3 separate regions of the Homo sapiens genome follow, and all the other regions are linked to region 2. The links are chromatin contacts, found by Hi-C in ENCODE. All regions are on one chromosome and are shown on one strand. The core of a region is the stretch at or near the end of the contact, and the rest is flanking DNA. Distances in the headings are between cores, read along the strand shown. Region 1 overlaps DHRSX (dehydrogenase/reductase X-linked). Region 2 overlaps DHRSX (dehydrogenase/reductase X-linked). Region 3 has its middle 330 kb from the start of DHRSX.

Region 1 (2,700 bases), core at 191-2,690, 160 kb before region 2:
AAGCCGGCAGCTGGTGAAAGTGTTCCCCGGGAGCAGAGATTTTTGCCGGTTCCTTCACTTAGTGGATAGTTGTATAAACGGAGGCCCCATGGACGAGGCAGCCTGGATGGATCCGGATGGCATCAGCGCCTTCCCTCTCCCCCCAGCCTCCTTATCACCCCTCTCTTCCTGTCTTCCTCACCTCCTCTCACATGGTCTCTTCCTTCCCTCCTCCTTCCGTCCAACCCTCCCTCTCTTCTTCAGCCAACAAATCCTTCCTTTCTTCCTTCTTTCCTTCCTTCCTTCCCTCCCATCCTTGTCTCTTCTTCTCTCCCTTCCTTCCCTCCCTTCCCTTCTTTCTTTCTCTCCCTTCCTTCCTTCTCTCCCTTCCTTCCTTCTCTCCCTTCCTTCCTTCTCTCCCTTCTCTCCCTTTTCTCCCTTCCTTCCTTCTCTCCCTTCCTTCCCTCCCTTCTCTCCCTTTTCTCCCTTCCTTCTCTCCGTTCCCTCCCTCCCCTCCCTCTCTGCCTCCCTTTCCTCCCCTCCCTCCTTCCCCCATCCCTCCCTCCCTCCTTCCCTCTCCTCCCTCCCTCCTTCCTTCCCTCTGTCCCTCCCTGTCTCCCTCCCTTCCTCCTTCCTTCCTTTCCTCCCTCCCTCTGTCCCTCCCTCCCTTTTCTCCCTCCCTCCCTTCCTCTTTCGTTTTCCTTCCATCCCTTTTTCCTTCCTCCCTCCCTCTTTTCCTCCCTCCTGAGAAAACAATGGCCCCCAAGAAACACAGGAAGGCCGGGATGTGCACCTCTGCCCAGACTTGCCCTTTCCAAGTGCTGTTGGTTGACTGCCTGTCCTTGGGCATCATTAAAATGCCGAAATTTCTCTTTCTTGCACGTTTTGGGTTGAAAGGGGTTCATTTTCAGTCCTCATAACTAAGCATTTGCATCGTGATGTTCATTTAAGTGGGACATGTTTACACGTTTTTCCCATTAGGAGTAATTCTAGTCCTTGAGGGTTTCTTACAGAGACATTTCCCTAACCCCGACGGTTCTCATCCCAGCCTGTGTGGCACTCCTTCCGCACAGTGGTGGGATTTTTCGGTTCGGTTTTGTTTTCACGCTTGCATCTGGCTGCACAGCCCTAACTCTGAGCTGGTTGTTTTTGTTTCCCCCCCACTTTGCAGAATTGCCTGCTTCGAACTGTTTTCCCAGCAGGCCTCTGAAGGGTGAGGAAAACAGCTTGGGGAAAGTGAGAAAAAGGTTTCGGATGTTTTAGTAAAGAGGCAGCTGGTGGGAAGGAGCCGGTTGGGCTGTTTCTGGGGTGCCGAAATCTCGGTGGTGACGTTCATTTGCTCGTGAGTGCAGAGGAGGCCCAGAGACCGGGTTCCTGGCGCAGCCAGCTCCTGCTTTTGTTCCGACCATCTTCCTGCGCCTTCTGCGAGTCTCAGATGTGCTTGGGCAGCAGTTCTACTGTTTTCCCCTCTGTGATCTCAGGCCCGCCGCCCCGTCCTTTCCCAGTGATTTCTGCTCCGTCAAATCGTGGGGCTCACCTGAGAGTTTTATAAAATGAACTCGCCATGCCCCTGCCTGGTGAACAGAGAATGCAAACTCTCACAGGACCGTCTGCAGCAAAACGGCAGTGTTTTGCTCATTTCTTCAGACGACGAAAACAGCAGGGTTTGGCTCGTTTCTTCCAGATTTTCTCAAACTGCATGAGTTCCTTTCTGAGCAACTTCTGGGAAGCTTTCGGGTTTCAGGGCTTTGCAGCCAGGCTCCTTCCTAGCTGCGGCTGCCTGTCCTTTTGTGTTGCAGTCAGATGCGGGAGGTCCTTGGCATGAGTACCCTGATGGTGTCAACTTTAAGGGGTCAGAGAGGAAATATTTTTGGCTCCGCGGACCATGCATTCTCTGTCTCTCAACAACTTAGTTTTGCCGTTGTGTCTAAAAGCATCCATTGCTGGGTGTGGTGGCTCACATCTGTCATCCCAGCACTTTGGGAGGCCGAGGCGGGTGGATCGCCTGAGGTCAGGAGTTCAAGACCAGCCTGGCCAACATGGTGAAACCCCATCTCTACTAAAAATACAAACATTAGCTGGGCATGGTGGTGGGCACCTGTAATCCCAGGTACTGAGGCTGAGGCAGGAGAATCGCGTGAACCAGGGAGGCGGAGGTTGTAGTGAGCTAAGATCGTGCCACTGCGCTCCATCCTGGGCGACAAGAGCGAGACTCCGTGTATTCCACTCCCACTTCGTGGGCACTAAATTTTATATAAATGTTGTGTCAAGAAATATTATTGCTCTGTTGACTTCTTTTTTTCCCCCAACCATTAAGAAATTCAGAAAAAAAATGTACGAATGTAAACACTGTTCTTGGTGAGTGGGCCTTCCAAAAATAACCGCTGGACTTTGTTGAAACTACTTTTTTTTTTTTTTTTTTTTGCCACTTTTTCCCTTTTTTTTCTCGAGGCACCAATTGGAATCCACTTATTTGTCCTGGTTTGAGAAACAGCTCAGATCGCACACTCTGGGCTCTGTGTTTCTTTAGGTAACACACGTGAGGTTTTTGTCACTGGAATTCAGTAATCTGTGTTAATATTATCACAAAAGAACCGGGGGGCATTTGTGTCTTCTCAGAATTGCTGATTAAAACAGCTGCATGGCCAGGTGCAGTGGCTCTCATGCCTGTGATCCCAGCACTTTGGGAGGCCGAGGCAGGCGGATCGCTTGAGCCCAGGA
Region 2 (2,700 bases), core at 39-2,538:
TGAGACAGAGTCTCGCTCTGTCACTCAGGCTGGAGTGCAGTGGTGCGATCTGGGCTCACTACAACCTCCACCTCCCAGGGTCAAGCAATTCTCCTGCCTCAGCCTCCCGAGTAGCTGGGATTACAGGTGCCTGCCACCACGCCCGGCTAATTTTTGTATTTTTAGTAGAGACGGGGTTTCACTATGTTGGCCAGGCTGGTCTCGAACTCCTGACCTCAGGTGATCTGCCCGCCTTGGCCTCCCAAAGTGCTGGGATTACAGGTGCGAGCCACCATGCCTGGCCAGGAGTTTTTAACTTACTTAGGCTTGTCCACTGTCAGCCTGCAGCTGTTTAATAATTACCCTGCAAATGTGTCCATCAGGTGCTGGCTCCAGCAGGAACTCCTAGACAAGCACAATTCCACTTGCCACCTGTCTGTCCAGTCTTCAGGCAGCATTTCGTCTTGTGATCTCTATTTTCTGATGGATCGCAGAGTTGCTGATTTTCAGTATGTTCTGCTCTTTGCCTATTGTGAGGATAGGAATTAAAATGCGCAAGCTCTCTACATGTTAGTGAAGTGGCTACGTTGTCTGGGGTATATACCCTGGGGTTCGTCATTGGGCATCAGGAAAATTTAGGACAAAGACACACACGAGGAGTTTAGGAGTGGAAGTTTAATCAGGAGAAGAGAAAGAGAAATGGTTTTCTCTATAGAGAAAGGGGTCTCCGAGCGGAAAGGACCAGCTGGCACCAAATGTGATGGATTTTATAGTCCAGTTTGAGGAGGCGGTGTCTCATTTACATAGAGCTCAGAGATTGGTTCCATCAAGCATGGCATTTACATAGCCCACAGGAAAGGCTGGTTGCCCACCCTAATCGTTTATGCAAATGGGCTTTGTAGTTGGTCGGGGCTCTCCGAGAGATTGGTTCCATCAAGCATGACATTTACATAGCCCACAGGAAAGGCTGGTTGCCCACCCTAATCGGTTATGCAAATGGGCTTTGTAGTTGGTCGGGGCTCTCGGTCCTGTTTTTCTTACTTTACATGTGGCTGACAAAGAGGAGGGAAGATGGAGCCACTGTCTTGAACGTGTCTAGTCTCTAGTTCCTGCTGGGAAGATGGAGCCGCCGTTTTGAATGTGTCTAGTCCCTAGTTCCTGCCGGGAAGATGGAACCGCCATCTTGAACGTGTCTAGTCCCTAGTTCCTGCCGGGAAGATGGAGCCGCCATCTTGAACGTGTCTAGTCCCTAGTTCCTGCCCGGAAGATGGAGCCGCCATCTTGAACGTGTCTAGTCGTTAGTTCCTCCCGGGAAGATGGAGCCGCCATCTTGAACGTGTCTAGTCCCTAGGTCCTCCCGACATTCACCCGTACAAGCTCCCAGCTGGCTTGTGTATGTCTGCAGCTCGACTTGACAGGCTGTTCATTGTTAGAAAATGACTTGGGGCTGCTTTTCGTTAAAGAGAAAAGCTGCCGGGCGCAGTGGCTCACACCTGTCATCCCAGCACTTTTGGAGGCTGAGGCGGGTGGATCATTAGGTCAGGGGTTCGAGACGAGCCTGACCAGTGAAACCGCGTCTCTACTAAAAAAAAAAAAAACAAAACAAAAATTAGCCGGGCTTGGTGGTGCGTACCTATAATGCCAGCTACTTAGGAGGCTGAGGCAGGCGAATTGCTTGAACCCGGGAGGCGGAGGTTGCAATGAGCGAACATCACGCCACTACACTCCAGCCTGGGCGACAGAGCGGGACTCCATCTCAAAAAAAAAAAAAAAAAGAAAAGAAAAAAGCCTTGCCGAGGACTCCCATACCCTTACTGTCTGCCTAAGTGATTTCTTCTTAACTCCTGTATCACTGGCAGACTCTGAGTTGCCTGTTGGGTGGAGTACTATATTGCCGAGTATCATGACTGTATTAGATGTGAGGGAGACAGTGTGAATAGGACATGGTCCCTGAAGAGCACAGAGCTTTCACCTGGGGCTGGGCGGAGCTTCTGTCCTATCCAGTGTTATGGAACCCTTGCAAGCACAGGTCAAGCAGCTCAAGGGCTGGAAGACGTGCACACAAAATCCAAGGGCAACGTTGGAAAGAGGTTTAGTGTTTCTTAGAAAAATGCCAGAAGGCTGAAGAAGTGGGGGCCCCGAGCAGCTCTGAAGGGTGTGTATGCAATTAAACTGAAGCCAAAGGCTGAGAGAGAGGAGTGAGAGCCGCCTACGGAGCTCTGTGCAGCTTCATCATAAACTCACAGACAGGCTTCATGCAGCGCCGTCTCAGTGCATTCAATGTTTGGATTCCACATGCATGCGTCCTCAACCCCCTTGCAATGCTGTTCTCCTTGGAGGGAAATGGGTCCTTCTTACCCTATCACATGCAGGTATCTGGTCTACCAGATAAATGTGTGAGAAATCACCAACAAAGCAGAAATTACTTTTAATTACAAAGCAGAGTCATCGTAAAACTTTGTGCAAAATCTTTTTTTTTTTTTTTTTCCAGACAGGGTCTCCATCTGTTACCCAGGCTGGAGTGCAGTGGTGTGATCATGGCTCACTGCAACTTCAACTTCCGAGGCTCAGGTGATCCTCACATCTCAGCCTCCCAAGTAGCTGGGATGACAGGTGTGCACCACCACACCCAGCTAATTTTTACTATCTGCTTAAGTCATTTCTTCTTAACCCCTGTATCATTAGAGGAGAAACCGGAAGCCCCTATTTTTGAAATTAGTA
Region 3 (2,700 bases), core at 81-2,580, 150 kb after region 2:
ATACCTATGTGTGAATCGATGTGTGCAATGCATGTATACGCACGTGTGTACATGCAGGTGTGAGTGTATCTGTACATGCATGTGTATGCCTGGGTTTCAGTGGAAGCAGGGCTGCAAAGAGGAGAAACACTTAGACCCTGACACACAAGAGTTCTCATTTCGGTAGATGAGCTGGCTGTGTATGCAAAGAGGAGAATAGAGGACAAAGACAGGATCAGCATCGTAGCGCTGATGACGACAGCTCTGGACTCCTCTTGATGAGGGCTGTGGCACACATCGAGGGGAGCACTGCTGAAAACAACATAGAATGTGATTTGGACCCAGCATGCAATCTACAAAGGCCGTGCTGCCGACACGGGGCAGGATTTTGGTTGACAGGTTGGTGTTGGAGTGGAAGACCTTCTCCAAAGAGGCTTTCTTGAAATCACAAAAGGAAGGGATCCATGAAGGAGAAGCAGTGCCGAGAGGAAGGGCAGAGACCACAGAGTGCACCCGTGCACGTGTGCAAATGCCTCATGTGTGCGTGAATGCATGTGTGCGTGTGTAAAATGCACATATGCTTTTAGCTGCATGCGTGCGTGTGCAGATGCGTGTGAAAACCTGTGCACACCTGCAATGTATATGTATATGTGTATGCACGAGTGTGAATAGCCGTGTGCATGCGTGAGTGTATGTGTATGTGGATGAGCGTGGGAACCCTGAAGGGAGCCTCTCTGCAGTTTCTGGGACACAGGTTGTAGTTAACCTAGGACAAAAAGTCAGTAGAGTCCTTTATGGGCTGCTGATGAATGAGGCCTGCTACCAGGAAGGAATGGTTTTTTTGTTTTTGTTTTTGTTTTTTTTTTCCGACAGAGTCTTGCTCTGTCTCCCAGGCTGGAGTGCAGTGGGCCGATCTCAGCTCACTACAACCTCCGCTTCCCGGGTTCAAGCGATTCTCCTGCCTCAGCCTCCCGAGTAGCTGGGACGACAGGCATCCGCCACCACGCCTGGCGATTTTTTTTTTTTTTTTTTTTTTTTAGTAGAGACGGGGTTTTACCATATTGGGCAGGCTGGTCTTGAACTCCTGACCTTGTGATCCGCCCGCCTCGGCCTCCCAAAGTGCTGGGATTACAGGCGTGAGCCACCGCACCCGGCCAGGAAGGATTGTTTTGCACGCCAGGGTTTCTCTTTAGCTTATGATTTCTTCCACCAAATCTGTCCCAACCCTGCTGTGTCTGTCCCTACCAGCGGCTGCAGTGTGAGTGAATCCAGGCATGACTGCATGAACACCCAGCTTCCTGTTTGGTCACTTAGTAACCACTAGATGACGTTTACTGAGCTCTTAGCAGGCACATTCTAATCCCCGTAATTTTGTTTACTCGGTTGGAGGAGAAACATTGTCTCTTCTCCACTTTCCCAGCTGTAATGCAAACCTTAGCATACAAGAAACAGGCCGGGCGCGGTGGCTCACGCTTGTAATCCCAGCACTTTGGGAGGCCGAGGCGGGCGGATCACGAGGTCAGGAGATCGAGACCACGGTGAAACCCCGTCTCTACTAAAAATACAAAAAAAAAAAAAACAAAAAAAAAAAACCCGGCGCGGTTGGGGGCACCTGTGGTCCCAGCTACTCGGAGAGGCTGAGGCAGGAGAATGGTGTGAACCCGGGAGGCGGAGCTTGCAGTGAGCCGAGATTGCACCACTGCACTGCAGCCTGGGCGACAGAGCAAGACTCTGTCTCAATAAAAAAAAAATAAAAAAGAAACAGAAGGAGGCACGCTAAAAACTAAAAGTAGGAGGTTAAGGGAAGGGAGGAAAGAGAAAAACCAAAGGATGGGGGTGGGTTCAAACCACATTTTATGCCGCTGGATCGTGTTGTAATATTTCTACATGCTTGGGAATTACAGGCATGCATGGAATAGTATGCAACTGTGAAAAAGGAATGAGATCATGTCTTTTACAGGAATATGGATGGAGCTCGAGGCCATCACCCTTAGCAAACTAATGCAGTAACAGAAAATCAAATACTGCACTTTGTCACTTATAAGTGGGAGCTAGGCCGGGCGCGGTCACTCAGGCCTGTAATCCCAGCATTTTGGGAGGCCGAGGCAGGTGGATCACGAGGTCAGGAGTTTGAGAGCAGCTTGGCCAACATGGTGAAACCCTATCTCTACTAAAAATACAAAAATTAGCCGGGCGTGGTGGCAGGCACCTGTAATCCCAGCTACTGGGGAGGCTGAGGCAGAAGAATCATTTGAACCCGGGAGGCGGACGTTGCAGTGAGCCAAGATCACGCCATTGCACTCCAGCCTGGGCGACAGGGTGACACTCCGTCTCAAAAAAATAAAAAAATAAATAAGTGGGAGCTAAATGAGGAGAACTCATGAACACAAAGAAGGGAGCAAGAGACACCTCTACTTGAGGGTGGAGGGTGGGAGGAGGGAGAGGGGCAGAAAAGATAACTATTGGTACTGGGCTTAATACCTGGGTGATGGAATCATCTGTACAACAAACTGCGGTGACACAAATTGACCTACAACAAACCTGCACGTGTACCCCCAAACCTAAGATAAAAGTTTAAGGGAAAGAATGAAGCAAGCTAAACTTTAGACAACAATAACAGCAACAAGAAAAAGAAGTGACAGGTGTAATTACTTTCATTACTGCCTCAGCCACTTGTGGAAGCATTTTTCCGGTGTTGTGGTATTGTTACATTTTATGGAC

What was found. A loop is a pair of places that touch in the nucleus more often than their neighbours do. Pooled maps may share reads with other maps.
Region 1: a map of ovary shows a loop between it and region 2 (1.9-fold over the local background). The contact joins two enhancer-like sites. A Hi-C loop is called at or near these places in 8 of 168 maps with a recorded cell type or tissue (Caco-2, heart left ventricle, heart right ventricle and 5 more) and 9 of 50 pooled maps.
Region 3: a map of GM12878 shows a loop between it and region 2 (2.7-fold over the local background). The contact joins two enhancer-like sites. A Hi-C loop is called at or near these places in 1 of 168 maps with a recorded cell type or tissue (GM12878), 5 of 37 single-sample maps with no recorded cell type and 3 of 50 pooled maps.

Annotation. Positions count from the first base shown.
Region 1 is chrX:2,483,493-2,486,192 of GRCh38, reverse strand. All of the region lies in intron 1 of DHRSX (dehydrogenase/reductase X-linked), which reads left to right. Among named protein-coding and RNA genes, the nearest start is that of DHRSX, 16 kb to the left of the region's middle. Within about 2 kb of position 1,440, at least 10 of the 41 ENCODE cell types and tissues checked have a DNase peak (open chromatin) inside an H3K27ac peak, as active enhancers do; they include sigmoid colon, where a contact is called at or near this core.
Region 2 is chrX:2,323,824-2,326,523 of GRCh38, reverse strand. The region is part of intron 3 of DHRSX (dehydrogenase/reductase X-linked); the gene reads left to right. The region is part of intron 1 of LOC124905239 (a long non-coding RNA gene); the gene reads right to left. Among named protein-coding and RNA genes, the nearest start is that of DHRSX, 180 kb to the left of the region's middle. Within about 2 kb of position 1,288, at least 14 of the 41 ENCODE cell types and tissues checked have a DNase peak (open chromatin) inside an H3K27ac peak, as active enhancers do; they include sigmoid colon, where a contact is called at or near this core.
Region 3 is chrX:2,173,446-2,176,145 of GRCh38, reverse strand. No RefSeq gene overlaps it. Among named protein-coding and RNA genes, the nearest start is that of DHRSX, 330 kb to the left of the region's middle. Within about 2 kb of position 1,330, at least 2 of the 41 ENCODE cell types and tissues checked have a DNase peak (open chromatin) inside an H3K27ac peak, as active enhancers do.